Regions from separate parts of the Homo sapiens genome. Here region 1 is linked to region 2. The links are chromatin loops, found by intact Hi-C in ENCODE. Cell type or tissue: ascending aorta. All regions are shown on one strand. Each heading gives the region's core, and the rest is flanking DNA. Links, peaks and the distances in the headings are about the cores only. Region 1 overlaps EIF2B3 (eukaryotic translation initiation factor 2B subunit gamma). Region 2 overlaps PTCH2 (patched 2).

Region 1 (2,915 bases), core at 174-2,673, 72 kb before region 2:
CCTATCTTAGCTGAACCCTCAGAACCACTCTTCATTCTTCCATTTGTCCTGGGCCAGCTTTCCACTCCTCTCAGAAGCTGTTCTCTACCATCACCATTCTCCTGTCAAAACATGGGCCTGCTGATTTCCCCAGCTACCCCATCCATGACTTTGCCTTTATTCAGACCCACCTTCGATTCCTTTCCTCCAGCATTAGAAGAAGTTTGGGGCCAGTCCCTTCATTTATGCCTTTTACCCCCTTTCTTCTGCCACTCCTGGAACCTTTTCTCCATTAGTTTTTTCAACATTCTCCAGAATTTTCAACTTTGCTTTCCACTATCTCTTTATCCCAAATCTATAAATACATTGCTTGTAGAATAAAGCACACATTCCTAAAGCCCTCAGTTATCTAATCATGCTTACCCCTCCAGCCTTATATCTCATCTTTCTCTAACACAACCCCATTCTCAACATTCTATCAGTAGCTATGAAAAATTGCTTATAGTTCTGTTAACTTCTGCATTCCTTGTAATGTCTTTGTCCTTTTACTTTTCACCGTTCCTGGTAATCCTTCAGCCAAAGTTACTCTTCTCTCCCTGGCTAAGAACTTATTTTTCTTTCAAGACTCAGCTCAAATATCATTTTTCTGTGAAGATTTTTCTAATCTTTCCTGTCATAGGCAGAACCGTGCTTCTTCCTTTGTGCTCCCCTATATACTGAAGAAAGTTCTGTGGTAACATTTATAACCCTGTATTGCTCTGGACTATAAGTTACATAAGGATAGTGGTTGTATTTTGTCTTTGTAGGCCTAAGGTCTAATACATGGCCTGACATAGTAGGATCCCAGTAAATTTGTTGGAAGAGGACATTAATGGAGCCAGAGTGTCACCTTGTGTTTGAATGTGCTTTGGCAACAGAGTCTTTATAGGCAGAGCTGAGACTTCTTAATCTTGTGAATTGGAGAAAGGGCTGGAACAGCATTATTTGCACCACATTCTTCAGATCAAAGCAGTCATAAGCCCAGCCCAGAGTCATGAGATGCAAAATAGACTCTACCTCATGATGGGAGGAGCTGCAAAGTTACTTTACAAAAGGATATGAGTACAGAGAGGGGAATAATTGTGGCCATCTTTTTTTTTTTTTTTTTTTTTTTTTTGAGATGGAGTTTCGCTCTTGTTGCCCAGACTGGAGTGCAATGGCGTGATCTCGGCTCACTGCAACCTCCACCTCCTGGGTTCAAGCGATTCTCCTGCCTTAGCCACCGAGTAGCTGGCATGCACCACCATGCCCGGCTAATTTTGTATTTTTAATAGAGACAGGGTTTCTCCATGTTGGTCAGGCTGGTCTTGAACTCCTGACCTCAGGTGATCCCCCCACCTCAGCCTCCCAAAGTGCTGGGATTACAGGCATGAGCCACCGTGCCCGGCTGTGACCATTTTTAAAACAATCTACTGTAGTCCCAACTACCAAAGCATTTTTTGTTTGTTTTTGAGAAGGAGTTTTGCTCTGTCGCCAGGCTGGAGTGCAATGGCACGATCTTGGCTCACTGCCACCTCTGACTTCCTGGTTCAAGCAATTCTCCTGCCTCAGCTTCCCAAGTAGCTGGGATTACAGGCACGCCCCACCACGCCCAGCTAATTTTTGTATTTTTAGTAGAAATGAGGTTTCACCATGTTGGCCAGGATGGTCTCCATCCCCTGACCTCGTGATCCACCCACCTCGGCCACCCAAAGTGCTGGGAGTACAGGCATGAGCCACCGCGCCCAGCCACTACCAAAGCATTTTAAGCAGGGAATGACACAATCAAATTTGCCTTCGAAAGATAACTCTGGATACAATATGGAGAAAGGATTGGAGTTGGGTAAGAGAGGATGCAGAGAGACCAAGTAAGGGAAGGTATTGTAGTAATCCAGGTAAGAAGTAATGGTAATTTGAACTAGGGTATTGACAGTGGAGTTGGAGAAAAGTAGATAAGTTAGAGAAGGATTTAGCAGGTAAAATCTGAGGACTTGGTGTTTGAACCTTGGGGTTGAGAAGTGTAGTGGTGTCAAAAAAGACTCACATTTCAGGTTTGAGCAGCAGGATAATAATCAGATAGGAAGCACTGGGTTTGTGGCAGGGAGATCCGAAGTTCATTTGGGGATCCAGGTAAACAGGAGTAAGTCATATATAGACTCGGTGTTCAGAGGATAGGACTATGCTTCAGATATAAATTTGTAAGCATTAATATATAGATGTCAACTTAGTGTCTTGTACATACCTGGTACTTAGGAGAAAGTTATTTGCCCAGCTGTTGAACCTCAAGGGTGGGGAATGTCTGAGCTAGGTTGTTTCATAATATCTTTTATCCCGGGCACGGTGGCTCATGCCTGTAATCCCAGCACTTTGGGAGGCCGAGGTGGGCGGATCACCTGAGGTCAGGAGTTCAAGACCAGCCTGACCAACATAATGAAACCCTGTCTCTACTAAATACAAAAAATGAGCCGGGTATGGTGGCGCATGCCTGTAATCCCAGCTACTCGGGAGGCTGAGGCAGGAGAATCGCTTGAACCTGAGAGGCGGAGGTTGCAGTGAGTCGAGATCGTGCCACTGCACTCCAGCCTGGGCAACAAGAGTGAAACTCTGTCTAATTTAGTATAACTCTAGCCATGCAGAAGCTGAAACAAAGCTTTGAGGCATGAACTCCTGAGTGATCCTTCACTGAACCTTTGCCGTGACCATCTCCTACACAACCAGCTTGGAACCAGGCCTGAAGACAGTAGGAATATTGCTTGTGTACTTGGGATAATTCTGGTCAAGGCTGTCACAAGGCCAGCCTAGATTCATGAGACGAGAAAATAGACTCTACCTCATGATGGGCATGACCTGCTGAAATGTCATATTAGCTAGACCAGTGAGACTAGAGTGGAGTGCAAATTAATGTGTCAGTTTTCCCC
Region 2 (2,915 bases), core at 318-2,817:
TTGACTGAGCCCAGGAATTCAAGACCAGCCTGGGCAACATGGCAAAAACCCATCTCTATTTCTAAAAAATTAAAAAATAAAATAAGGCCAGGCACAGTGGCTCACACCTGTAATCCCAGCATTTTGGGAGTCCAGGGTGGGGTGGATCACCTGAGGTCAGGAGTTCGAGACCAGCCTGGCCAACATGGCAAAACCTTGTCTCTACTAAAAATACAAAATTTGGCCACACATGATGGCATGTACCTGTAATCGCAGCTACTCCGGAGGCTGAGGCAGGAGATCACTTGAACCCAGGAGGCGGAGGTTGCAGTGAGCTGAGATCGTGCCATTGCACTCCAGCCTGGGTAACAGCAAGACTCTGTCTCAAAAAAATATATAAATAAATAAATTAAATTAAATAATAGAATGCTTTTAGCCACATGAAAAGAGAAGAAAAGGAAAGGAAGAAGGGAAGAAGGAAGAAAGAAGATTGATTTATTATTCTCTGTAACAGGAAGCCTGGTTAATTCAGTTAATTCGGCAGCCCAAGGACATTAGCAAGGACCCAGTTTCTTTCTATCTTTCTCCTCTGCCATCTTCAACATTCTGGACTTTTGTCCTCAGACTTATCTCAAAGTGGCTGCTGCAGTGTCAGGAAAAAGAAATCATTCTTGTCTTGCATTTCTTTTTGTTTTTGTTTTGTTTTATAGAGACAGGGTCTCACTCTTTCACCCAGGCTGGAGTGCAGTGACACAATCACAGCTCACTGCAGCCTGGAACTCCTAGGCTCACACAGTACTCCTGCCTCTTTCTCTGTAGTATCTGGGACTACAGGCACATGCCACCATGCACAGCTAATTTTTTTGTTTGTTTGTTTGTTTGTTTGTAGAGACGCAGTCCCACTATGTTGCCCAGGCTGATCTTTTTTCCTTTTTTCTTTTTCTTTTCCATCCCCCGAGACAGAGTCTTGCTCTCTAGCCCAGGCTGGAGTGCAGTGGATTGACCTCAGCTCACTGCAACCTCCGCCTCCTGGGTTCAAGCGATTCTTCTGCCTCAGCCTCCTCAGTAGCTGGGATTACAGGTGCGCACCACGCCTGGCTAATTTTTGTATTTTTAGTAAAGACAGGGTTTCACCACGTTGGCCAAGCTAGTCTCAACCTCTTGACTTCGTGATCCGCCCACCTCGGCCTCCCAAAGTGCTGGGATTGCAGGTATGAGCCATCGCGCCTGGCCGGCCCCCAGGCTGGTCTTGAACTCCTGGTCTCAAGCGATCCTCCTGCCTTGGCCTCCTGAAGTGCTGGGGTTACAGGCATGAGCCACCATGCCTGATCTTGCATCTCTTTTAAAAAGTGAGGAAAAATGTATTAGTAGCCTCCCAGCCAACTTCTCATTTGCTCTCTTTGGCAAGAACTATGTAGCATCCTATGCCGAAATCCTTCACTTGGCAAAGGCAATGGAATTACTGATTGGCTTCTTAAACTAATCAAGTTTCACCTCCTGATGCTGGGGAGGAGCCCAGCTGTCCCTAATCACTGGGCCTTTCCGATGACGGCCACGGAAATCAGGGTCTGTTAGAAAGGAGGAAGGTGCTGACAGCCTCACCTTCAAATCTGCCTCCACAGCACCACCCTGTGGCCAATCTCCATCTGGCCAAGTCAGTCCCCTTCTTAGTGCCCTTCCACCGATTTCCACCAGATTCTGTAAAATCAAATATAAACTCCATAGCACACACTCTAGGCCCTCCATAATTGGACTTGATTGCTTCTCCAGCATTGCCGCTGGCTCCTCCCTGGCTCACTCTTAGCAGTACCGAAACACGGAGTCTTTGACAGTTCCCTGCGCACACCTGGTCCAGGACACGTTTCCTGACTTCTTCTCGTGGGCACCTCATCATTCACAACTCACAATAGTGTATTCACAAAAATACATTGTTAGGTGATGAAAACGTCAGATCCCCTCTGCCCAAAATCTACCATGACTCCCATTTCACCTAGAGAAAGCTTAAGTCCCTACAATAGTATATAGGCCTTTACACGTGAAACTTCTGGACCAAAGATTATGGAGCATATATATTGCAATGTTGCTTTCCCCCGAAGAGTGTACCATATTACACTCTCATGGTGGGTTAGAGTGTACTCTTGTAAACCAGCAACGAGTGCCATCAATTTTAAAATTTTTGCTAAATTGTTAGATAGTAACTTATTGATGTTTGTATTTGCATTTACATTATTATTTATAAGGTAGAGTCTTTTTCCATATTGGTTAACCAGTTATATTTTCCCGTTGGTAAAGACATAAAAGTTTGGCCGAGCACAGTGACTCATGCCTGTAATCCCAGCACTTTCAGAGGCTGAGGTGGGAGGATCACTTGAGCCCAGGAGTTCGAGACCAGCCTGGGCAACATAGGGAGACCCTGTCTCTACAAAAAATACAAACATTAACTGGGCATGGTGGCACACACCTGTAGTTCCAGCTACTTGAGAGGATTGCTTGAGCCGGGAGGTCAAGGCTGCGGTGAGCTGTGATTGCACCACTGCACTCCAGCCTGGGTGACAAAGCGAGACCCTGTCTCAAAAAAAAGAGACAAGTTGTTTTTTCATGTATCAATCTTGATATTCTCCCTCCTCTGTCCTATTTCCTCCCCTGTCACCTGCAGTCTTTCCTTCAGTTCCTTCTCATTTTTCTGTCACTTCATTTCTCTACCAGCAACTATTGAAAAATAACTCCACATCTGTACCTACTGTGTGCCATGCAATTTCCTAAGTACTTTGCCTGCATTTATTCTAATTCTACCAAGGTAGTCACTGTTTCTGTTTGACAGATGAGGAGCTGGAGACCCAGAGAGAATAACTAATGAGCCCAAGGCACAGACTAAGCATTATCGACTCTTCCTTTCTGCACCACAATGCATCCCAGTTCACCTGTCCATATCTATC

Evidence for each region. A loop is a pair of places that touch in the nucleus more often than their neighbours do. Peaks named below come from ENCODE experiments on the same cell type or tissue, not always from the same donor. Only the 100,000 strongest peaks of a DNase experiment are listed, where the experiment ranks them.
Region 1: it touches region 2 in a loop (2.6-fold over the local background); 2 of 110 quality-filtered maps call a loop at or near these places.

What each region holds. Positions count from the first base shown.
Region 1 is chr1:44,906,111-44,909,025 of GRCh38, reverse strand. The region is part of intron 5 of EIF2B3 (eukaryotic translation initiation factor 2B subunit gamma); the gene reads left to right. Among named protein-coding and RNA genes, the nearest start is that of PTCH2, 64 kb to the right of the region's middle. In ascending aorta, for the core only: no CTCF peak of the experiment used is centred there; no DNase peak of the experiment used is centred there; H3K27ac peaks cover 545 bases.
Region 2 is chr1:44,834,725-44,837,639 of GRCh38, reverse strand. The region is part of intron 2 of PTCH2 (patched 2); the gene reads left to right. Among named protein-coding and RNA genes, the nearest start is that of PTCH2, 7.1 kb to the left of the region's middle. RefSeq lists an enhancer at 1,226-1,726. In ascending aorta, for the core only: a CTCF peak has its summit at 1,646 (motif pointing left); a DNase peak (open chromatin) is centred at 1,579.